Regions from separate parts of the Homo sapiens genome. Here all the other regions are linked to region 3. The links are chromatin loops, found by intact Hi-C in ENCODE. Cell type or tissue: heart right ventricle. All regions are shown on one strand. Region 1 overlaps MICAL3 (microtubule associated monooxygenase, calponin and LIM domain containing 3). Region 2 overlaps LOC105372853 (a long non-coding RNA gene). Region 3 overlaps MICAL3 (microtubule associated monooxygenase, calponin and LIM domain containing 3).

Region 1 (8,000 bases), 120 kb after region 3:
CCTCTAGTCCCAGCTACTTGGGAGGCTGAGGCAGGAGAATGGCGTGAACCTGGGAGGTGGAGCTTGCAGTGAGCCGAGATCGCACCACTGCACTCCAGCCTGGGCGACGGAGCGAGACTCTGTCTCAAAAAATAATAATAATAATAAAATAAATAAATAATAAAAAATTTTTTAAAAAAGAACTTAGAGCAGGGTCTGGTGGCTCACACCTGTAATCCTAGCACTTTGAAAGGCCAAGGTGGGCAGATCACCTGAGGTCAGGAGTTCAAGACCAGCCTGGGCAACAGGGTGAAACCCCGTCTCTACTAAAAATAGAAAAATTAGCCAGGTATGGTGGCGGGAGCCTATAATCCCAGCTTCTCAGGAGGCTGAGGCAGAAGAATCACTTGAACTTGGGAGACGAAGTTTGCAGTGAGCAGAGATTGTGCCACTGCACTCAATCCTGGGCGACAAAGCAAGGCTCTGACTCAAAAAAAATTAATAAATAAGAAGAGAAGTTACTTTTTGTTTCCTGAAAAGCTTCACTTCCTGACAATGAAGGCCCTGAGGAGCGAGTGGACAGCTGGCAGCTGGCAGTCATCAGTGGGGAAAGGCAGAGGTACCACTGTTGACTCTACTGGGCCTCAGGCCTCGGCCCTCATGGGGAGGGACCCTCTTTCAAACTTTTGGAGGGGTAAGGGAGGGCCAGACAGTGCTGAGACCAAGGCGATAGTGGTGGGCGGGGGGCCTGAAGTTCCATCATCTAATTGGGCTTCTTCACGGGTGCATTGCCCATAAGTGCCATATTGATTCCCTCAGCTCCCAGGGCTGCCAGATAGGGCCGGGGCGGCCAGAGCCTCCCAGCCAGTCTCCTCCTGCAGGAGCACCTTGTCAGTTTACCTCAGATATTTGCTGCTCAAATACCATCTTCTGTGTGTATCACAACATGACACGCCTACGAAGAATGCTGAGCTAGGATTTCTAGATGTACTGTTACATGGTGATTTACTGGTCTGGAATTGCTGCCTTGCAGGAGGTCAGGTGAAAACACTACCAGCAAAACCAAGCATTTATGGAGCCACTCCCTTGTACCAGGTCCTGGGCTGGGATGTCTGACTGCATCAGCTCCACGGTGGTAACTGTGGCTTTAGCCTGCCCAGCATTCAGACCCCCTTGCTTGGTAACAGTGCCTACATCTTAGCTTCTATTGTGGAAACTACCTTTCCCCCACTGCATGCAGGTCTGGTGGGCATGGGGATGGAGGCACCTTGCTCTCCATCCATGAGGAAGGCAGCACATGGTCCAGCCTCATCTAGTCTGACCTCTCTTCCTGGAAGTTGAGTGTCAAGCAGGGAGCCGCAGAACTGAAAACAACCGGAGCTGCTTCATGCAGTCAAGAATCCCCTGAAGAAAGAAGGCAGTTACCTCCCTATTCTTGAGATCTCTTCAGCTGGCCTGGCTCTCATCCTTTCCAAGACCTGGCTGTTTGCTTTGCATTCAGTTATATGAGCTAATTCATATCCTTCTAATAAATGTCTTCCATCCTTCTCCAAAGTTAGCCCTAGAGCATATTGCTGTTGTTTACAATCAGAAAGCCCTAGAGGTGTACTCTCTAATTCTCTTAATAACCTCATTTTTCTGTCATTACTCCTGTTTTAGTACAGGTAGCTGAGCTTCAGAGAAGTTAAAAGATGTGCCCAAGGTGGCACAGCTAATGAGTGTCACAGTCAGAATCTGAACCCAAGTCTGTCTGATGTGGGGTCATGACAAGAGCATGGGTTTTCTTGGGAGAGAAAAATGACTTCAAATCCCCACTTCCCACATAAAAATGCACAATGGGTGTAGCAATGCCGAAGCCACAGAGCTGTTGAGGGTGGATGGAGGTGACGCATAGGAAAGCACATGGCCTAGGGTATGTGCTTAGTAAACAGAAATGCCTGTCCCTAAGAATGAAAATTATTTTATCTGCATAGTAAATTAAAGCAATTGGCACTTTTAGTCCAAAGATTACTGCTTCTGAGTTGATCCAAATACAATCTCTCTATCTCCCTCCCCCTCTATTTTTTTAAAAAGAGAAACAAGGTCTTGCTATGTTGCCCAGGCTGGCATGCAGTGGTACAATAACAGCTCACTGTACCCTTGAACTCCTGGGCTCAAGCAATCTTCTCACCTCAGCCTCCCCAGTAGCTGGAACTATAGGTGTGTGCCACCACACCTAATTTTTAAAGTTTTTGTAGAAACGGGGTCTTACCATGTTGCCCAGGCTGGTATCAAACTCCTGGCCTCAAGGAGTCCACCCACCTCAGCCTCCCAAAGTTCTGGGATTATAGTCATGAGCCATCATGCCCGACCTCTCTCTCTCCCTCTCTTAGACACACACACACACACACACACACACATTTCTTGGTTTCCTGTCTGTGGAAGTCCTACCAGAAAATTCAGATGCCCTTAGGAAAAAGAGCACAGGGTGCGCATAATACAATCGAATTCTCCCATCCAACATGCCTTGGGAGAAGGAATAGAGTAAGAATTTTCATTCCTGTGAAGGATGATGAAAATGAGGCACTAAGACACTAAATATTTATCTCGAGGTTATGTAGCAAACCAAAGGTTCAGGAGAACCCAGGAACTGTATATTAGGCCATTCGATCTGAAAATACCAGAGCCTGGAAGGAAGAGAACAGCTTTTCCAAGTTGTTGGATTTGTTCCTTCTCTTACCTTCTTCCCCTTCCCTGTTTCCCACTTCAAAAGAAAAAGCTCCATCACTTAAACATCTACATTAGGCACATTTCTAAAAAAGCTTCCCCAGAGCTCTGTTCATTACATACCCTTCTTTCCCCTAGGAGTTGTGACCTACTTAAAATATTCTTACAATTCTCTTAATGGGGGAAAAAGTCCCCAAAGATATGTTCCCTATGCTGGAAAAATTAAAGTCCTAAAAATAAGCAGTTAAAGAGAAAGTGTTAGGCCAGGTGCAGTGGCTCATGCCTGTAATCCCAGCAATTTGGGAGGCTGAGGCAGGTGGAGCACGAGGTCAGGAGATCGAGACCATCCTAGCTAACACGGTGAAACCCCATCTCTACTAAAAATACAAAAAATTAGCCAGGCGTGGTGGCGGGTGCCTGTAGCCCCAGCTACTCGGGAGGCTGAGGCAGGAGAATGGCATGAACCCAGAAGCTTGCAGTGAGCCGACATTGCGCTACTGCACTCCAGCCTGGGCGACAGAGTGAGACTCCATCTCAAAAAAAAAAAAGAGAAAGTGTTGCTTGTACTAAGATTTCTGATGCTTTTTCAGAGATAAATTCAAGTTTTCCCAGGCCTGTGATTGTGAAAAGTACAACTAAAAGATGGCCTTGGCATTTATTCAGCAGTCAGTAGATATTCACAAACTACCTGCCGTAAGCAAGGACTTCACCAAAGTTAAATGACAGCAAGAGGAAAGAAAACCCACACAGCTTGGATTTATTCAACATAATTGTGACTCTTGGGATTCTTCTGGTTTCTGGGGCTAATAAAAAACATTCTACTTTGTAATATATCATAATTTCTGAGATTTCTCTTTTCTTCTACATTCATTTCTTCCAATCTCGAAGGTTTTATTTGAGGGTGCTTTGTTATTGAAAAGGCAGTATAATAACAGCAAGAGAATTTTACAAATTTAAGATTTAAGACTCATCTTTTTTTTTTTTTTTTTTTTGAGATGGAGTCTCACTCTGGAGTGCAGTGGTGTGATCTTGGCTCACTGCAACCTCTGCCTTGTGGGTTCAAGTGATTCTCCTGCCTCTGCCTCCCAAGTAGCTGGGATTACAGGTGACTGCCAGCACACTCGGCTAATTTTTGTATTTTTAGTAGAGACGGGGTTTCACCATGCTAGCCAGCTGATCTCGAACTCCTGACCTCAGGTGATCTGCCTGTCATGGCCTCCGACCACGCGCGACCCTAAGACTCATCTCTAATCCATCACTTCAGCACAGCTATGGCACAGGCACACAGATTATTACAGTTATGAACATGATGTGCTTGCTATGTTCTATTCGCTATTGTTCCTTTTATCAAAAGTATTTTCCATGTTTCTTTCTACATGCCTCTTGATTTAGGCTTTGGTTGTGAATGCAAGATATTCCATTGTATAATGTACCAACAAAATTTTAAACTGTCCCTATAATATTAGACATTTCAGTGATTTCTACTTATTTCTATTATAACCAACACAACAGAGGGTATTTTTTATGCATCTGAAATTTAAAAAACCTTTGTTAACTAACTTTATTGGGATAAATTCCTGGGTCTGGTAATTATATGGCTTTTCCTATATAGTGGTAGTAATTTTATGGCTTTTCCCATATATTATCATGTTGCATTCCCCACAAATGTTATCAATTTATAATGCAACCCACAATAAATATGGAATTTTACTGTAACCTCAATAGCATTATGTTGCGGTTTTGAAAAATTATTAACCATTAGCAAGAAGCATAACAGTATAATGGTGTTGTAATTTGCACTTTTGATTGCTATCAACAGTGAACACATATCAATGTTTTGTTCATTGCATTGCCTCATGTAGATGAATTTCTTTTTATGAACTGTGAATTTATCCCTGGAGAGTTGTTTTTTGTCCTCCAGTCAGGTTTATTCAGGTATAATTCACATATCAAAAAGTTATTCTTTTTCGTGTGCAGTTCTATGACTTTTAACAACTATAGACAGGTCACTGAATGGTTCTATGATCCTGAAAAGTCTCCCTCTGTGCCTTTGTAGTCACATTCTCCCTCCAAACAGCCCTTGGCAATCACTCTTCTATTTTCTTTCCCTGTAGTTTCAACTTTTCCAGAGTGTTATATAATTGGAATCATATAGTAGACAGTTATGCACAGAATTGTAATGTTTTAAAACTCTTTAAAATGTTTCTAGGCCGGGTGCGGTGGCTCACGCCTGTAATCCCAGCACTTTGAGAGGCCGAGGCAGGCGGATCACGAGGTCAGGAGATCAAGACCATCCTGGCTAACACAGTGAAACCCCGTCTCTACTAAAAATACAAAAACTTAGCCGGGGGTGGTGGTGGGCGCCTGTAGACCCAGCTACTCGGGAGGCTGAGGCAGGAGAATGGCGTGAACCCGGGAGGCGGAGCTCGCAGTGAACCAAGATTGCTTCACTGCACTCCGGCCTGGGTGACAGAGCCAGACTCTGTCTCAAAAAAAAAAAAAAGTTTCTTTTCTTTCTGCAGTATTCAAAATGCTTTATTAAAGGTTTGGTTCAACATCAAAAGAGCAGTATGTAGTGGGGGGAACAGAAATTGTAACTAATTTACCACTAACTTTCTTGCACCACCACACTCAGGAAAAAAGCCGTATAGAACCTGGCCTTCCAAAGGCCCAAGTCAGTCCTTGAGTCTCTGCCTCTCCCTTGTCCACAATCCCATGCCCATTCTCCTTTTTTGAAATGAATTATTGGTTTAACAGAGGTTAACTTTTTTTTTTTTTTTGAGACGGAGTCTCGCTCTTCTTGCCTAGGCTGGCGTGCAATGGCGCAATCTCGGCTCACTGCAACCTCTACTTCCCAGGTTCAAGTGATTCTCCTGCCTCAGCCTCCTGAGTAGCTGGGATTACAGGTGCCTGATACCATGCCTGGCTAATTTTTTTTATTTTTTTAGTGGAGATGCGGTTTCACAATGTTGGCCAGGCTGGTCTTGAACTCATGACCTTGTGATCCACCCACCTCCGCCTCCCAAAGTGCTGGGATTACAGGCATGAGCCACCGTGCCTGGCCTAACAGAGGTTAACTTTTAATTTGTAATATATAATGCAAATATTTCCCCCACTCTGTTCCTTTTTCATTTGATAGAATTTTTTTTTCTTGAGACAGAGTGTCACTCTGTCACCTGGGCTGGAGTACAGTGGTGTGATCTCAGCTCACTGCAACCTCTGCCTCCCGGGTTCAAGTGATTCTCCTGCCTCTGCCTCCCGAGTAGCTGGGATTACAGGTACCCGCCACCACACCCGGCTAATTTTTTTTTTTTTTTTGAGATGGAGTCTTGCTCTGTCACCCAGGCTGGAGTGCAGTGGCTCGATCTCCGCTCACTGCAAGCTCCGCCTCCCAGGTTCACGCCATTCTCCTGCCTCGGCCTCCCGAGTAGCTGGTACTACAGGTGCCCGCCACCACGCCCGGCTCATTTTTTGTATTTTTAGTAGAGATGAGGTTTCACCATGTTAGCCAGGATGGTCTCGATCTCCTGACCTCGTGATCCACCTGCCTCGGCCTCCCACAGTGCTGGGATTACAGGCATGCCACCGCGCCCGGCCGTATTTTTAATAGAGAAGGGGTTTCACCATGTTGGCCAGGCTGGTCTTGAACTCCTGACCTCGTGATCCGCCTGCCTCGGCCTCCCAAATTGCTGGGATTACAAGCGTGAGCCACTGCGCCCAGCCGATAGAAATTTTAAATTTAAATGAACACAGTTTTCCCCCATGGATTCTTTTAACTTGAAAATTATCCATAGATCTAAAATATATTGAATTCTATTTTTTTGCTAGCTCTTGAAGAATTTGACCTTTTAATATTTCATTTTGATTCAACTCCAATTTCTGTCGGTATTTGCTCAAGGTAACGACTTTAAAAGTTTCTTGACCATGATTCATAATAAGAAATATATTTTGCATCACGATTCAGTGTACACAACAAAAATATACATATACAGGCTGGACATGGTGGCTCACACCTGTAATCCCAGCACTTTGGGAGGCCAAGGCAGGTGGATCACCCGAGGTCAGGAGTTTGAGACCAGCCTGGCCAACATGGTAACCCCATGTCTACTAAAAATACAAAAATTAGCAGGGTATGGTGGTGGGCACCTGTGGTCCCAGCTACTTGGGAGGCTGAGGCAGGAGAATCACTTGAACCTGGGAGGCGGAGGTTGTAGTGAGTCAAGATTGTACCACTGCACTCCAGCCTGGGTGACAAAGACTCTGTCTCAAGAAAAAAATAAAAATAAAAAATATCTATCTATCTATCTATCTATCTATCTACACACACACACACATACACACATACACACACACACACAGTATACAAAACTGAAACACAAATCTCAGGACACAAATCTTCCCTTCACTACACGTATACACTCTGGTATTTTCTATTCTTTCTTTTTAAAATGGCCCACCTGGCCAGGCACAGTGGCTCACGCCTATAATACCAGTACTTTGGGAGGCCGAGGAGGGTGGATCACTTGAGCCCAGGAGTTGGAGGCCAGCCTGGAGAACATGGCGAAACCCTGTCTGTACAAAAAAATACAAAAATTAGCTAGGCATGGTGATGCATGCCTGTAGTTCCAGCTACTCAGGAGGATGAGGTGGGAGCATCGCTTGAGTTGGGAGTTCAAGGCTGCAGTGAGCTGAGATCACAACACTACTGCACTCCAGCTTGGGTGACAGAGGGAGACCCTGTCTCAAAAAAAAAAGGACCCACCCAAGATCAATATTCCATTATTCCCCAGACAAACTCCATAGACATTAATGGTTGTATTATTGTGTATTCTGCCACATCAATGAAAAGTTCTGAAGTGATTACAGTTATCCATGGCAAATCATTGGATATGGTGGGGAAAGTGGAAATATCTATTATGTCGGTTGGAAATAAGAAAGACCTGCATATGAAAAGGGTGATCAGATCGAGCGCAGTGTCTCACGCCGGTAATCCCGGCACTTTGGGAGGCCAAGGCAGGCAGATCACCTGAGGTCAGGAGGTCGAGACCAGCCTGGCCAACGTGGCGAAACCCTGTCTCTACTAAAAATACAAAAATTAGCTGGGCATGGTGGCACACGCCTGTAATCCCAGCTACTCAGGAGGTTGAGGCAGGAGAATTGCCTGAGCCTGGGAGGCGGAGGTTGCAGTGAGCTGAGATCGCGCCATTGCACTCCAGCCTGGATGACAGAGCAAGACTCTGTCTCAAAAATTAAAAAAAAAGAAAAAGAAAAAAAGGGTGATCAGGGAAGCTTTGGCAGAATCTTGGAATGCGGCT
Region 2 (8,000 bases), 180 kb after region 3:
GCCTTCTGACTCAAAAATCTTCCTACTTAGGCTGGGTGCAGTGGCTTACACCTGTATCCCCAGAACTTAGGGAGGCCAAGGCAGGTGGATCACTTGAGCCCAGGAGTTTGAGACCAGCCTGGCCACCATGGTGAAACTGCTTCAGAGGCTGAGGCACAAGAATCGCTTGAACCTGGGAGGTGGAGGTTGTAGTGAGCCTAGGTGGTGCCACTGCACTCCAGCCTGGGTAATAGAGTGAGACCTTGTCTCAAAAAACAAACAAACAAACAAACAAACAAACAAACACCTTCCTGATCCCCCCTCTCCAGCCTCGCCATCCACTGCTTCCCATGTGACCATGTCTCTGGACAGATGGATGGTCTGGACAGGCCATGTGCTGGCCTGGCTCCACACCCAGCTTCTGAAGGTCTTCTTGATGGCAGCACCTTCTCTCTAGATCGGAATCCATCCTCCTGTCCATCCCTGCTCAGCAACACCCTTGCACCATTCTCCAGACTCTTTTAGAGTCTGCTCCCCTCATTGGGGACAGTTCACTGGTTTCCACTACAGTTAGAAAGAAATCCCTCCTCCTGATCCTTATGAGGCCCTGTGTGCTTTGACCCCAGCCTGGCTCTCCCACCTCCTGCTCCTGCCCTTGTCCACTCTCCTCCCACCACATTGGCCTTCTGCTCGCATGCTCACCACCCTCACACCCCTCTCAAGGCCCCGCACTTGCTGCTGTGACTTCTGCTTGAAGAACTCTTCCCCCAGATATCAGGGGCTGCCAGGAAGTGAGATCTGTAAGGGCAGAAGCCTTTTCTTTTGGCAGAGTCACAATTGCATTCCAAGTGGCTTAGAACAGTGCCCGCCTGGCACATGGTGGGCGACGGGTAAATAAACACTGAATGAAAGGTGTAAGCACACGCTGCCCTATGTTGTCTGTCTCTTTCTTCCTTGCTCCATCTTTCCTTTTCCATCCTCCCCCGAGGGGAAGCCTCCTGAGGGCAGAGATCTGCTCTGTGTCAGACATCCCCCTCAGCATCCAGCCTAGTGCCTCCAGCAAAGGTGCTTCTGTCAACATTTGTTGACAGAATGGAGACCAAGCTAGTGGGAACAGTTCTTTCACGCCTTTCCCACCAGGCGGGCTCAGCAGCCTCCCAGGCAGACAAAGAGTAACCCTTGTCCTCCCAGGCCGCTGGTCCTTTGGTTCGGCAAGCCTGCCAGCAGCACAGCCTCGGGGACGTCTGCTCCTTTTGCAGCAGAGCAGATCTTCACCTGGGTTTCCTTCCCACCATCACTTTCTGAGCTGCTCAGCGTCAGAAAAAGGGTATCTGGCCTCCTGGAACTACAACTGTCCCATCATCACACACCTAATCCTAGGAGAAAGCAGTGTTCTGCTGAAGTAACTGCTGGATTTAAAAAGTGAGATCTTCTAGAAAGATGTATTAAAAGATCATGACTTTGGCTGCTGTATTTCAAAGACCAGGCAGGCATTTAGGTGACAGAGTTAAATATTCCAAACTTACCTCATCCTCTCTCTCTCTGTCTCTCAAGGGTAAACATTCCATTCCTCTTCCAAAACCCAGTGCTTCTCCATATTTGGGAATCTGGAATGGGTACTAGGGGCACAGCCCTGTCTCCTCTCGGTGTCTGCTGGGAGCTGTAGTCACCAGAGAATGTCGGCTGCTTTTCTCTGGCCAGCAAGCAGGCTCTCCTTTCTCAGGAGGACATCTGAAAGCAGGAAAGCTGTACACAGTGAGATGCGAGGGTGCTATTAGGAGGCTTGCCTTCTATTTTCAGCTCTCCATGAGCTAGTTTTGAGCAAGGCCTCACTCTTTTCATGGCTCAGTCTCCCAAACTGTAAAATGGGCATAATTCTCTCTCTCTTTTCCTGGCTGCCTGATTGTTTGTTGGGTGGAGTAATTAGGCAGCACCCATTCAGTGCTTTGAGTTCATTCTAGAAAAGAGTGCTTTATAAATAACACTTGTTATCTCTAAAGGGGAAAATATTAATGGCCTAGATACCTCCATAAACTGACACTTTGCCTATAAGTCAAAAAAGATGCCGTGGAATTCCTTGTATGTGCCTTCCACTCACCCTGGGTTTAAATGGTTTCCCTGCATCTCCTTCTATTTTGTATCATCTCTAGTTTCATATCCTCAAGAATAAACAGTCTCCCTCCTTCCTCTCTGAAAAAAATAAAAAAAGAGTAAGACAGACCAACTCTGCCCTATGCCAAACACACAAGAACATTGTGAAGAAGAAACCACCTAGATCAGACTGGAGCTCCGAGAACTTTATCTCCTTCTTCCCAACTAGTGCATGAGAACTCAGTCTCCACGCAAGAGGCTGACCTTTGTTCCCATAGAAAAAGGCACACAGATTTCATTGCAGCAGGAAGGATTTTTGAAAGATCTTAATAAGGACTCCCCTTTCTGGAGACTTGAGAGAAGAGTTTTGACACCCAGCACCTTCTCTTTGAGGAGAGAGTCTGGTACAGTGCAGTGGAAACAGCAGCAGAGGTGGAATCAAACTGGTTAGGATCCCAGCTCTGAGACTCAGGCAAACATGTAACCTCTCCGGCCTTAGTTTCTTCAGCTATAAAATTGAGACAATAATATAATCTAGAGGTTTTTTTATAAAGTACTGCACAAAGATCAGTCGTTATAAGAGGCAGTATGATGCAGTGGTTAATAACAAGGAATTTTCAAGTCAGAGATACCTGGATTAGAATTCCACCTGGATTAGCTGTGGAAATGTGATCAAACTACTCAGCCTCTCTAAGCCATAGTTCTATGATGTTTAACATGGGGATAATGAGCATTAAATGAAGCAATGCATCAATGCATGTAATGGACCTAGCATGGAGCCTGGCACACACTAATTTCTCGATAAATATCGTTATGACTATTATCATTGTCACTGCAATCATTTTTACGTATCTTATGCTTGATCATCTCACTTCATGATAATCAAATCAAATAATGTGAAAGTGCTTTTTAAGTTGTAAAGTACCACACAAATGTGAAGGATGAGGAGAATGAAGCATACAAAGGAGGGAGCTGGGCACCCCAGAGTTCTCCTTGCAGCTTCAGGACTATATGGGATCAAGGACGTATACTTGCTTTTTAGCTACAGAGAACTGTAAACAGCTAAGTCATTATTAGTAACAGCGGGATTGTTTGATTTCTTGTTTTAGGTAGTAATTCCAATATCCAATTGAAGAATAGAAAGGACTCCCCTGACGCACCATGGGTAAGTCAGGGTGCAGAGTGGCATAACTCTGTGTAGCTACGCATGCTCATTGTGTGTGCTTGTGGAGGGATATGCAGCACAGTGCTAAAAGTTCTTATTAGGAGTGGTAGGATTTCAGATGATTCTCATTCTCTTTGTACTTTTGTGTCTTTGAATTATTTTTACTTTAGGTATGTATCATTTAAGCAAAAACAAAAGACAAAAGACAGTGGATACTGAACAACCAGATTCCCGTTTGTAAAACCTTGGATCCATAGTTTCCTCTAATCCCACAGAAGGTTTTCTCAGGTATGGAAAATGGAGTTTCTGAAAACCAGGAGCAGCTGGCGAAAATCATAATGACAAATGCCTGTGACAGGAAGTCAGAGGGGAAGGAGTCCCTTCAAGATGGCCCTGGGAAGGGAAGAAGAGAGATGCCTTTTCATCTCTGTTTATTTCATAGGCTATAATAACATGGTGGTTTCAATCATAGGCTGTGTACACATGAGTTTCCTTGTTTGCTATGGTAACATGTCATTCCTGTTTTTCCATCTCTGTTTTTCTGATCCCTTAGACTCTGGCTGTCAGAGAGGAGAACTATGAACTCACCTACTCATTCATGCTGCCCAGGTAATCACCTCTGTCATGAGCGATTAGGGGAAGGGTGTGTGGAGTCTACCTGTAATATATTTCCACTGTCCCGCTACATTTCAGAACCAGATGCACAAAGAACAAACAAGTTTCCCAGCAGGACTCAAAATAGAAGGGATGGTGACTGCATGCCTTACCATTCGGGATCCTCTTCTTCCCGGAGAACTCCGCGCAGGCAGGTCTGTACCTGCTTAGAGGCAGCCTGTCTGTTGAGCAGCCCATCCTCAGTGAGGGACGATAAGAGACTGGGGCTGGGGGGATGGGCAGAATCTTTGCTGTTGCCACAAACTGGGAGTGTCCGCAGAAAACTGAATGTGTCTGGACTTCGCCATCAAAACCCATGTTAGTGTGGCGCAGGAACAAGGTAGGCTGCCACATCCGGCCTGGCACACTGTAAAACTGCACACCTCCAGGGGGCGCCACCCCCACCCACACGATGTGCGATATGATTAACACCTCCAAGAGTTGTGCCCTGTGAATCCCAGGAAGGGTCATTCTTTTTTCTTTCTTTCTTTCTTTCTTTTTTTTTTCTGAAACAGAGTCTTGCTCTGCTGCGCAGGCTGGAGTGCAATGGTGCAATCTCAGCTCACTGCAACCTCCGCCTCCTGGGTTCAAGTGATTCTCCTGCCTCAGTCTTCCGAGTAGCTGGGATTGTAGGCACCCACCAACATGCCCAGCTAACTTTTATATTTTTAGTAGAGACAGGGTTTCACCAGGTTGGCCAGGCTTTTCTCGAACTCCTGACCTCAGGTGATCCACCCACCTCAGCCTCCCAAAGTGCTGGGATTATAGGGATGAGCCACCACACCTAGCTGGAAGGGTCATTTTTCCTGAACATCCTAACTTGCAGAGAAAGGTCTTTACAAAACCAAGTAGACTGGAGCTTGGCTGAGTAGCCCTTAACTTTTGAAGTGAACTGAAATGTCATTGATTAAAAATATACACAGACACCTGTTTTCCTCACTTCACCGACTTTTAAGTGTTGCATCTGGTGTCCTTCTTACTCTACTCCGGAAACAGATGCCGAGTGGGGCCTCAGTTTCTCCTTGACTGTAGTATAAAGCTCCTTCCAACTCTAAAATTCTGTGGCTCAGAGTGACTGAGTTTATTAGATTATTTCTAGGAAATAAGGAAAAGAACTCTAGTTGCAAATTGCTCATAGACAAGAAGTCAGGCTGGGCAGATCAATATCTGGAAACACCTGCCAGTGTCTGTCTTTTTGCAGGCCTGGGCCAGGGCACGGACCTTCTCAGCTTCCAACCTTTTCACACAGTGCTTACCAGCAAGGGTGCCTGAAAGTCAAGGCCATATGACACTGAAGAGCACAAGGGAGGTGGGGTCCCTCTGCAGCATTACATGCTATTATTTCACACCAAGCTAGATGGCACCAGGATCCCAGAATGAGTGGGACCCTGTCCCTGCCCACAGGAGAACACAGTACAGTAGGGGAATGACACAAATAACTATAAGGAACTGTGGAAACTTGGAAGGACCCACAGGTGAGGCATCAAGAAAGCAAAGCACAATTGGGAAAGAGTGATTTGCCTGAATCAGGTAGGATCAGGAAAGACTCTGGGAGGAGAGAGCATCTTTATACCCTTCCACAATAGAGCCAGGGCTGAATTATCCCCAGTGCACACCCATTACTGGTTTCGTTTTTCAGGCTTGGAGAGGGAATGAATTGATCTGGCATCGTGAAGATTTGTTCAGCCTTCCCTGAGTGCATCTTCTGACTCCTGGGGTAGGTAAGAAATGGAGGGGCTCCTGGAGTCACCTTCAAGGCAGATGAAGAGGAGCTATGGAGGCCCTTTGAAGCATGGCCCCTGGGCATGGGATCTGGTGAGAAACCTCCTTCCCAGCTTTGCCACTGAAACCATGGATTTTAAACTTCGGCAGAGTTTCCAAGCTTTCATTTCCCATCTATCAATAGGGATAATAATAATAATATACCTGTATGACCTTGTTCACAGGTTTGCTGTCAAGGTCAAATAAGACAAGCAAAAGTACCTTGTAGATCCAGTATTATACTAGTTAAGAAGAAAGACTGGAGCCCAGTGGTCCGGATTAAGTCCGCACACCTCCCCCAGCTCCACTATGCACTTGTTGGGTGACCTTGGACAAGTTATTTAACCTCCCTATAACTCAGTTTCTTCCTTTACAAAATAAGAATGAGACTAGGACTTTCATCATATGGTTATGAGGATTCAAATGAGTTAAATGTAAAGCACTCAGGCCAGGCGTGGTGGCTCACACCTGTAATCCCAGCACTTTGGGAGGCTGAGGCAGCAAGATTGCTTGAGCCCAGGAGTTCAAGACAAGCTGGTCAACATAGTGAGACCCCATCTCTACAAAAAATTTAAAAATTATCCAGGCGTGGTGGCATGTGCCTGTAGTCCCAGCTACTTAGAGGCTGAGTTACAAGGATTGCTTGAGCCCGGGAGGTTGAGGCTGCAGTGAGCTGTGATGGCACCAGTGCACTCCAGCCTGAGCAACACAGAGAGACCCTGTCTTAAATAAATAAATAAATAAATAAACAAATAAATAAAGCACTCAGAAAAGCACCTAGTGCATAGTTAATATCATACCATATAAATTGAGCCATCACTATTATTGTTGTAAAGTACTATACAGGATGATTATGATGGTCACTTCTTAGATACAGAAGCAGAGTTCTGCTGTGTCTACAAGGAGAGGAACACTATAGGAAGCATTGAGTTCTGCCCTGAACTCCTAGTCCAGGCTTTAAAAAAGAGCCATAAAAATGCCATCCCACTGATGAGCCTCTGGAGCAAGGGAGGTGTGCCTTGACCATCCTGGAAAAACATCATCTCCACCCTACCTATACTTATCTCCTTGGCTCGCTTCTGGCCAAAGGTCCACACTTGGTCTGAACCTATTGCATGCAGAGCTTTGCCACAGATGTCCCTGTACTGAGGGGCTCTGGCTGGTTGGGATGTTCGAAGGGACAGCTGTGGATGCTGTTTATTGGCCTGAAATGTGGAACCAGTGTGGAGAAGGCAAGACAGGCTAGGTTGACGTCAGATGTAGGCTTTTCATTTTTATTTTTTGAGAAAGGGTCTTGCTCTGTCACCCAGGCTTGAAGGATTGAGTGCAGTGGCGCATCATAGTTTACTGCAGCCTTGAACTCCTGGGCTCAAGCGATCCTCCTGCCTTAGCCTCTCAAGTAGCTGGGACTATAGGCACGTGCCACCATGACCAGCTAATTAGAAAACATTTTTCAATAGAGATGGGGTCTTGCTATGCTGCCCAGGCTGGTCTCAAAGTCCTAGGCTCAAGTGATCCTCCTGCCTTGGCCTCCCAAAGTGCTAGGATTACAGGCATGAGTCACTGTGCCCAGCCAGATGTGGGCATTTTTGATTTTTGCATGGAAGAGTCAATAATTGGATTCCAGGGCTGGGCACGGTGGCTCACACCTGTAGTCCCAGCACTTTGGGAGGCTGAGGCAGGTGGATGGCTTGAGGTCAGGAGTTTGAGACCAGCCTGGAGAACATGGAGAAATCCTGTCTCTACTAAGAATACAAAAATGAGCTGGGCATGGTGGCATGCAACTGTAATCCCAGCTACTCGGGTGGCTGAGGCAGGAGAATCACTTGAGCCCGGGAGGCAGAGGCTGTGAGTGAGCCGAGATCGCACCACTGCACTCCAGCCTAGGCGACAAAGCGAGACCCTGTCTCAAAAAAAAAAAAAAAAAAAGAATTGGATTCTAGGTCAGAAAGTAATATTACAGAACTTCGGAGTGCTATGAGATTCTTTCTTCTTCTTTTTTTTAAATTGAGGCAGAGTCTTGGTCTGTTGCCCAGGGTGGAGTGCAGTGGCCCAATCTTGGCTCACTGCAACTGCGGAGGCCTCCCAGATTCAAGACATTCTCATGCCTCAGCCTCCTGAACAGCTGGGACTACAGGTGGACACCACCATGCCTGCCTAACTTTTGTACTTTTAGTATAGATGGTTTTTCACCATGTTGGCCAAGCTAGTCTTGAACTCCTGGCCTCAAGTGATCTGCCCACCTCGGCCCCCTAAAGTGCTGGAATTACAGGCATGAGCCACCGCGCTGGGCTGAGATTCTTTCTTCTTTCTTGCCTTACATCAGCCTGAACGAGTCCAGTGATTGACA
Region 3 (8,000 bases):
GCAATTCCCCAAGTGAATCTCACCTCCTCTGATTGACTGGTCTTTCTCCTCTTCCCAGCACCATCCAAGTCCTTTTCCTTTTTATCCTGTACCAAGGGAGGAGGGAAACTGCATTATTCTAGCCATACATACCTTGCCATTAGCTTTGCAGCCCATCAAGAGACTCCTCCACATACCTTGGGAGAACGCTTCCGAGAGATGGTCTGGCCAAGTTTGCTTAGGAAGGAGATAGGGGATCTGGTGCTGGCTATCAGGACTGCTTTCTCCTCGGCATTTAGGTCCAAGGTGTCTGGGAATAGAAACCAGTGATGTTCAAGCACAGCCCTTGAGGGCGCCGCAAAATCCTGACCAAAACTACTCTCCCTCGTGGATGGTTCGCAGAGCCTCAGAAGGCTCTAAAGGTTCACCAGCTCCAGGACAAGCATGTGGTCTCAGTAGGAAACGCCACGGAGGAAATGCATACTTGGGTATGGACATTGAACCTTCTTTTGTTCATCCACATAAACAAAAATGACTCTTCTTCCCAATCTACTACAGTTACCAAAACCCGCACTTTTGCTTTTCAAAAGTTGGAAGCTGGCTGTGATTGTTAGTTACAGCAGAGTGCTGAAGGCTCGTTTTTGTGACAAAAATTTCAGGACAGAGAGAGAGGGAGGGAGAGAGAAAAGCAGAGAGGCGATGAACTCAGGGTTCCTGGTTTTAGTGTATGCAGATGCCACACTCTGAGCTGCACACAGATGGGGGTGGCACTGAATGGGTACGTCGATGTTAGAGCTGTGGCTTTCTGTTGTAAGAACGTCATGGCTAACCAGGAAAAGCCACAGATCCTTACAAGAATATATGGGCTGGAAAGCACTGGAGGGTGGTAACACAAGCTTTTTGGATTTCAATGTTTCATTAGTAACAACAGCAATTTTTAAAATAGTCATTAATTCATAGTAAATCACTAACATTTATTAAGTACTTCCACTGGCCAAACATCCTTCTTGGCACATCACAATGTAATTATACATATTATCCCCATTTTACACCCGTTACCCCATTTTACAAGATAGGTTGACGGAAAGTGAGACACAGGAAAATTGAGTAACTTGCCTAAGGCCAAGTGGAAGCCTGGGATACTGTAAATCCAGGTCAGACCCCACAGCCAACACTCTAGCCTCAACCTACACTTACTCTAAGGGACAATTAATGACAACAGGAATATTTTTTGTAGCACTATGAGAGCCTGAGACAGCAAGCTGAGAGACAAGCAAAGATTTTTGGGAAGTGCTAACAAGTAGGAGTAGAAAGAAGCCAAGAGAATGCACAGTGACAGGAGAAAGAAGGGCAACAAGAGTGGTTCAGGATCACAGACACAGAGGAGACAAGATAATTCCACGAAAAGGGACATCGTTCTCCGGTGCTCAACAATGCAGAAAAGCAAGTGCATGAGAGATGGGAACTGAGAAAAGAGTAGGAGGTGGGAATCCTCCTCACTGGGGAACAGCTGCAGTAGCGCGGTATGAAGAGAAGCCGGATTATAACCCGTTACAAAGTTTGGGCCGTGCAGAAGCAGAGGCCACAAGCACAAGCCACTTCTTCAAAAAGGCTGGCTCTGAGAGCACGAGCACTAGAAGGTGGTGGTCACGGAAAAAGACGGCACAGGAACGATTTCTGCATTTTTATAAATGCAGTGAGAAAGAAAGGAGGGGTTGAGAACACACTACTAGAGAAGGGAGAAACAATGAAGCAAAGCTCCAGAGATTTCCCTGACAGCTAACTGGTAAAAACACAGAGTAACTTTGTGTTTGGTGGCACTGCTGCGGGACAGTCGGAAGGAAGGAAGAACAGCCGGGCCACAGCACAGCAGCAGGGGGCCGCAAAGCAGCTCCTTCCAGGCCTTACCGCTAGAGGGGAGGGAGTCCTTAAACATCTCGTAGAACTGAGTCAGGTACATCACCATGGACAGCTTATCAGGCTCCCCCACGGAGGCCATTTCTTTGCCTGTCATGATGGGAGAAATGCCCAATTCCTTCTCAGCAATGTCAAAGGCCAGTTGGTTATTCTTCTCCACATTTTGCTCATCCAAAGAATCAAAATCTCTGAGAAACAGGACAAGGAAAACATATCAAGATAGGTTGACAGTCCTTAAACAGAAACGCAGTATCCTGGAGTCATCGTCCTTTCTCTGTTTTCAGCTAAAATCCAGGGTGCTGTGCATCGCTGACATTTGAGAGCAAACCTGTCTTATCTCACCTCTTGTTCTTTTTCTTTTTACTGAGGAAAAGCAAAGCAACCTCAGGAAGTGATGAAAGGTCTACCCACCAAAGAAAAAAAGGGAGAAAGTCAAAAAACGACTCTCATTTTTCTAGTAACACAAATTTACTACTAAAATGTGAGCTCGAGAATAGGGACTGGCTGGGCACAGTGGTTCACACCTGTGATCCCAACACTTTGGAAGGGTGAGGCAGGAGAATTGCTTGAGCCCAGGAGTTCAATTTAAATTAAAAATTTAATTCAAATTAAAAATTAGCTAGGCATGGCGGCATATGCCTACAGTCCTAGCTACTTGGGAGGCTGAGGCAGGAGAATCACTTGAGCCCGCAAGTTCAAGGTTGCAATGAGCTATGACTGTGCCACTGCCCTCTATCCTGGGAAATAGGGCGGGACCTGTCTCTAAAAATAAAAATAAAAAATAATAGGAACTATCTTTAATATATCTTGATCCTTGTGTATGGCCCATCCACATTAAACTAATGTCAAAACATGATACATCTCCCATTTGGATCAGATTGCTCCTACAGGCCTGGGACTATCACCCACCATGGCCCTTAGACCTGACAAGCTGTTAAGGTACTAAATCAGCTCTGATCAATCTTAGCCTTCTCCTGGAGGGGAAATTCCAAAATCCTCCTCAAAAAATTTTTCCATTGCTAAGTTTCCTATTTAGATTAATGGCCATTTCCTACTGGGTTTAAGCCTCTTGCTTTTCAGAAGACTGATCGCATTCTTCTTTACATGACTTCAGGTTAACCCAGCAGCCCTTAATTCTGTGTTAATCTAGGATCCCACAGCATTTTCCATTTTCTCAAACTCCTCCTCACCATAGGTTCAGCCTCTGAAACTATGACCTCACTGCTGCTGAACAGTGCCGCGCTGTCCCTGTGCTGCTTTGCCTTCCTAGAAGACGGTCCCCTAACCTTCTCCAGGCGCCCCTCCACCCCCACCTGCTAGGCTCCCTCAACCACTTCTGCCTGTTCCCTTTGGAACAGAGCTGACTCACCTGCCCATCCTCTGCCACTGATCACAATCTTTCCCAAGCTGCTCTTCCTTGCCCTACCCCCTTTCTTTGGCAGGAGTGAATAAGCCCTATTTTTACTTACTTGCTATCAACTTCTGGGTGAGCTAAGTGACAGGAGCACCAGAGGTCACTTACCTCCATCCAAGCACACCAGAAATCCCCATTTGTAATCCACACTGCACAAGGCTATTTTTACCAGCTCTTGCCTTGTCAGTTTATAACCATCATATAAATAGCAACTATATCTTGTAGGATTCCTTAAGCAATCATTAAACAAAACAAACAGAAATTGGCCCCTTAAGTGGACCTAATGATGAAAAGGACAGGAAACCAAAATAATGCAACATGCTCTGCTTCTGAATCCTTCGGTTTGGCTTCCGTGGTAACAAATGCCGATGGGGGAACCTGGGTGTGCTGGTCCCCGCAGCTGACCTGGGGTCACCCTAGAACTCTGATTCTGTAGACAGGTGAGTGGAGAATGGCCAAAGGAGATGTCACTGGGATAGGTGGGTAGGACAACAGAGTATGTCTGTAAAAAACGCAGTCTTTAACACAGAGAAAATACCAATGAACCATCATAAATTGGTCAACTGTTCATGATGTTTTGCTTTGTTAGTAGTGACACATTTGCCTTGAGCTGGCCAAATGTTCTAGCCAGGTTTCCCTTGTGACCCATAGAATTTGAGAGACAGCTGGCCGAAATGAAGAGTTCAACCGGGGCCAATAAACAGTTTTCCTTTGTGGGAAGCTAACAGGCCCAGGTGGGTGTCAAAACCAGTTTTTGACTTATGAGTGTTGTGATTTTTAAAACTCAGCTATAGGAGCACAAAAAAAAAAATTGGAAAAAAACAAAAATAAAAATCATTCCTGGGTTGAGCTATATAATACATGACATACAGAGTTTCAAATATAGTGAAATCAAAATCACTGCCTTCTAGAGAAAGTATCTTACTATGTACCTCATTCTAGGAAAAAGGACAAAATGTTACTTGATAGCAGAGTGGTCTGAGATCCTTGAGGAGTATAAAAAAACACAAAGTTTGATCACAACTTACATCAGGTCAGGGCGGTATCTATGGATAATTGCACAAAGGGCCAAGCCACTTTTCCAGGACATGGTGAGATCTGTCACGTTTACCCCTGCATAGCCATCTGTCTGCCTCTGGCACCAACCCAGCAGTTTGCTTGAACGAGCTACAGACTCTAAAACAACAAAACACAGTATTATTGGAGGTGTGGTCACCTGGTAATGCTGACAGAGAATCCTCTTTGTAGGACACATGTCCCCTTTGAAAAATTACTGAGGGTAGGGACGAAACAGTCAACACTAGTTTCCATGCAAAGAAAACAGTGAGGAACAAGGTTATGCAAATGGTATCATGACAGCGAATTCTAAGAAAAGAAACTACTAGTTTATCCAGACTCTAAGGTCAACGTCCACCCCCCAGTACCCTGAGGGACCACAGCCTGACAGCCACAACCTGCTGTCCCCACGGCACTGAGGTGGAGGAGCGCCACCTACTGTGTGGCCAGCCTGGCTTACAGCAGCTCTGAGTTCCCGGACAGTCGCTGGCACCTAGCTGAGGAAGCCTACCCCCTCCAAAGTAACACTGGGAAGAGGAGAGGAGAAAAGGCTCCATTCTATAGGGTGGCACGTTCAACCCAAAGCACCCAGGCCTCGCCCTTGCACTTCCAAGGCACTGTATAACTTGCCAAGAGAAGAAGCCCTGCAGGGCTCCGCTGACAACCCTGGGGCCCCAGACCAGACAGTCCCCGAACAGAGCTTGGCACCTTGTACTATGAATTCTCAACCCTGAGAAACTGAATAGGCAAACACATGTGCTGGGATGCTTTTTACAGTTCATTGAAACGTCTTCTAAAACCCGAACAGCCTCTTTAAAAATCCTATTATTAATCACATCAGAAGAGCTCTGATATCGGCCATTCAAAAGAATCTATGAACTATTTATATCCAAGAAAGTCTGTTCCCTTACCGAGGGCAACTGAAGTTTGTACTAAGTCATTTAGTAATTTGTGAACATAAGCTAAAAACCAAGTATCATGAAAATCCTGTTTCATTTAGGTTTTTCGCCATGAAAATGTATTCTGCGATAACACATAAAACCACCTTCTGGTGCCATCTCTTGGCTCAGAAATGAGCTTTTACTCAGATCTGTCTCCTATGTGTATATCCAACCATCCAATATGTAACAGGCAACTTCAATATTCCATGCTCTAAAATAAAAACAGTGAATAAAGATACACTCTCTGCTTTCAAAGAGAAGACGCTCCAGTGGAGAAAAATGCAAATGTTTCCAACTGCCTGCTGGTCCTCACATCCACCCTGGCATCCCAATGGCACGTCAAATTCACAATGTCCAAATGACTCAAACCTCTCAACCCTCTCAGCCCTCCCTCTGCCTTGCCTACGCTGATGTAGCACCATCTACAAACACCTACCTCTTGCCCCACAAGGTGATCAATTGCCCCTGCCCATCGACTTCACCTCCTTACCATTCTCTCTCACATAACCAACAATGGCAATGACCATCCACCACAGGCCCGGCACTCATGATCACAATGTGAGGTAGACACTGCTGCCCCCACTTCACAGACAAGGAAATCGAAGTTCAGAGCTATTCAATCACCTCTTCGAGGCCGCACAATTCACCAGCAGCAAAGCTTGGCCTGGGACCCAGTTGCACCTGGCCCAAAGTCTGAGGTCTCCTCCACTGCCTCCTCCCTTCTTCATCCCCAGCATCAGGCCCAGATCTGGGCCTCCACCACCTTCAGCCTGACTATGGCGAGGTCTTTCTACCTGGTCTCCCTGCCTCTGGTACTTCCCTCCTCCAACCCCTCTCACGTGTGGCTGACCAGGTGTACTCATGTCATTCTCTTTCAAAAAAGTATTCAGGGCCTTCAATACATACAAAATCTGGAGTGGTCCTCACCTGTCACTGAATCCTGGCTATGTTGCAGGACCCAGCCAAAGACTTTTTCCACAAAGTCTTCTCCCGAAACCTTAGCTCTCACACTCTCTCCCTCTCTCCCCTCTGCCCCGCGTCTGTACCTGGTTTCTCTCTGTGCTCTCGTAACACCTCAGGCCAAGGTAATTCCGTGTGGTGGAGGCCTGTCTCGTGCACTGCGGGATGTTCAGCAGCATCCCTGGCTCCTGCCCACCCCCAATCATGACCATCAAAAATGTCCCCAGACAACTACCAAGTATCCCCTGGAGGGCAAAATCACCCTGGGTTGAGAGCCACTGTCTCAGACAGTACTTCGGCCACTGCCTCGGACCGCACCTTGTGGCTCAGGGAATGAGTATAGACTTCTCTGAAGGGGCTGCCTGCATTTTAAAAAGCCACCACCAGAACTCACCATTGCGAGTCAATTTGGGGGTGGTTCGGGAATTCACCAGGCTCTCCATTTCCAGGTGAATATCTTTTGTTTCGCCAGTATCATATAAATGGCGCACCTGGCAGAAATTTACAAAGTCAAACAGAAAGAAAATCAAATATCAAGTAACAAATTCCTACCTAAGAGCAGAATGGCTGAAAGGAAAGTCTGGGATAGAAGGCTGGGTAAAGTTCAGACAGAAGTTAGGATGATGACCTTTAAATCTTTTATGAAATAAGGTGGGGTTTGAGAAAAACAAACACATTTTAACTGTGGGACTTTGTGCTAGAAATCAGCTACACAGGGCCGGGTGCGGTGGCTCACACCTATAATCCCTATAGTTGGGGAGGCCGAGGCCAGCAGATGGCTTAAGGCTAGGAGTTTGAGACCAGTCTGGGAAACACAGGGAGGCCTCGTCTCTACAAAAAATTTAAAAATTAGCTGTAGTCCCAGCTACTTGGGAGGCTGAAGTGGGAGGATCCCTTGAGACCAGGAAGTCAAAGCTTCAGTGAGCTGAGATAGTGCCACCACACCCCAGAGAGCCTGGGCAACAAAGCAAGACTCTGTCTCAAAAAAAAAAAAAAAGAAAAAAGAAAAGAGAGAAAAAATTAGTTACTCGGTCATGGAGGTCCCTCTAAGAGTCTCGGTTGGACTACTAATAATGCTGCCTCTTAACAGAAGGCCTAAAGGTATAAACTTCAAGTAGAAGGTGAACAGAAAATTACACTAGGGGCCAGGCACGGTGGGCAGATCACAAGGTCAGGAGTTCAAGACCAGCCTGACCAACACAGTGAAACCCCATCTCTACTAAAAATACAAAAATTAGCCAGGCGTGGAGGTGGGTGCCTGTAATCCCAGCTACTCGGGAGGCTGAGGCAGGAGAATCACTTGAACCCAGGAAGTGGAGGCTGCAGTGAGCCAAGATCGTGCCACCACACTCCAGCCTGGGTGACAGAGCGAGATTCCATCTCAAAAAAAAAAAAAAAAAAATTACACTAGAACAAATTCTTTCAAGTGAACAATCTCTTTTGTCCTCACAATAATCCTGTGAGTAGTCAGGGATTATTATTCCCATTTTTCAGGTAAAGAAATTGAGGTTCAGACAATGTAAGTCACACGTGACCGGCAGCAACAACACAGGTGGAAGTTACCTCTCCTCACTAAGGGGCAAGTGCTCTTCCGTAAAGTAAGAATTTGAATTAGAAGACGTGGCATAAAGGCCTGGATTCCTATCATGTTTGATTTTCTCTAAGTCATTTAACAACTCTATGCCTTAGCTCTCAATCTGTTGATGGAAAATGCTATCTACTTCTACCAATTC

The links. A loop is a pair of places that touch in the nucleus more often than their neighbours do. Peaks named below come from ENCODE experiments on the same cell type or tissue, not always from the same donor. Only the 100,000 strongest peaks of a DNase experiment are listed, where the experiment ranks them.
Region 1: it touches region 3 in a loop (3-fold over the local background); 20 of 110 quality-filtered maps call a loop at or near these places.
Region 2: a loop joins it to region 3, with 4 times the contacts of the local background. A loop is called at or near these places in 59 of 110 quality-filtered maps.

Annotation. Positions count from the first base shown.
Region 1 is chr22:18,011,766-18,019,765 of GRCh38, forward strand. All of the region lies in intron 1 of MICAL3 (microtubule associated monooxygenase, calponin and LIM domain containing 3), which reads right to left. It also overlaps the pseudogene RHEBP3. Among named protein-coding and RNA genes, the nearest start is that of MICAL3, 8.8 kb to the right of the region's middle. In heart right ventricle, no CTCF peak of the experiment used is centred here; no DNase peak of the experiment used is centred here.
Region 2 is chr22:18,066,979-18,074,978 of GRCh38, forward strand. It overlaps LOC105372853 (a long non-coding RNA gene), which reads left to right. Exons shown (of 6, transcript XR_001755424.2): 2 at 3,180-3,235; 3 at 3,789-3,844; 4 at 3,929-4,044; 5 at 5,529-5,610. Among named protein-coding and RNA genes, the nearest start is that of PEX26, 7.0 kb to the right of the region's middle. RefSeq lists an enhancer at 3,129-4,328. In heart right ventricle, a CTCF peak has its summit at 4,290 (motif pointing right); a DNase peak (open chromatin) is centred at 1,643; H3K27ac peaks cover 2,382 bases.
Region 3 is chr22:17,887,147-17,895,146 of GRCh38, forward strand. It overlaps MICAL3 (microtubule associated monooxygenase, calponin and LIM domain containing 3), which reads right to left. Exons shown (of 32, transcript NM_015241.3): 11 at 6,662-6,758; 12 at 4,339-4,486; 13 at 1,888-2,084; 14 at 177-289; 15 at 24-86. Among named protein-coding and RNA genes, the nearest start is that of MIR648, 90 kb to the right of the region's middle. In heart right ventricle, CTCF peaks have their summits at 1,885 and 4,799 (motif pointing left); a DNase peak (open chromatin) is centred at 4,815; H3K27ac peaks cover 4,704 bases.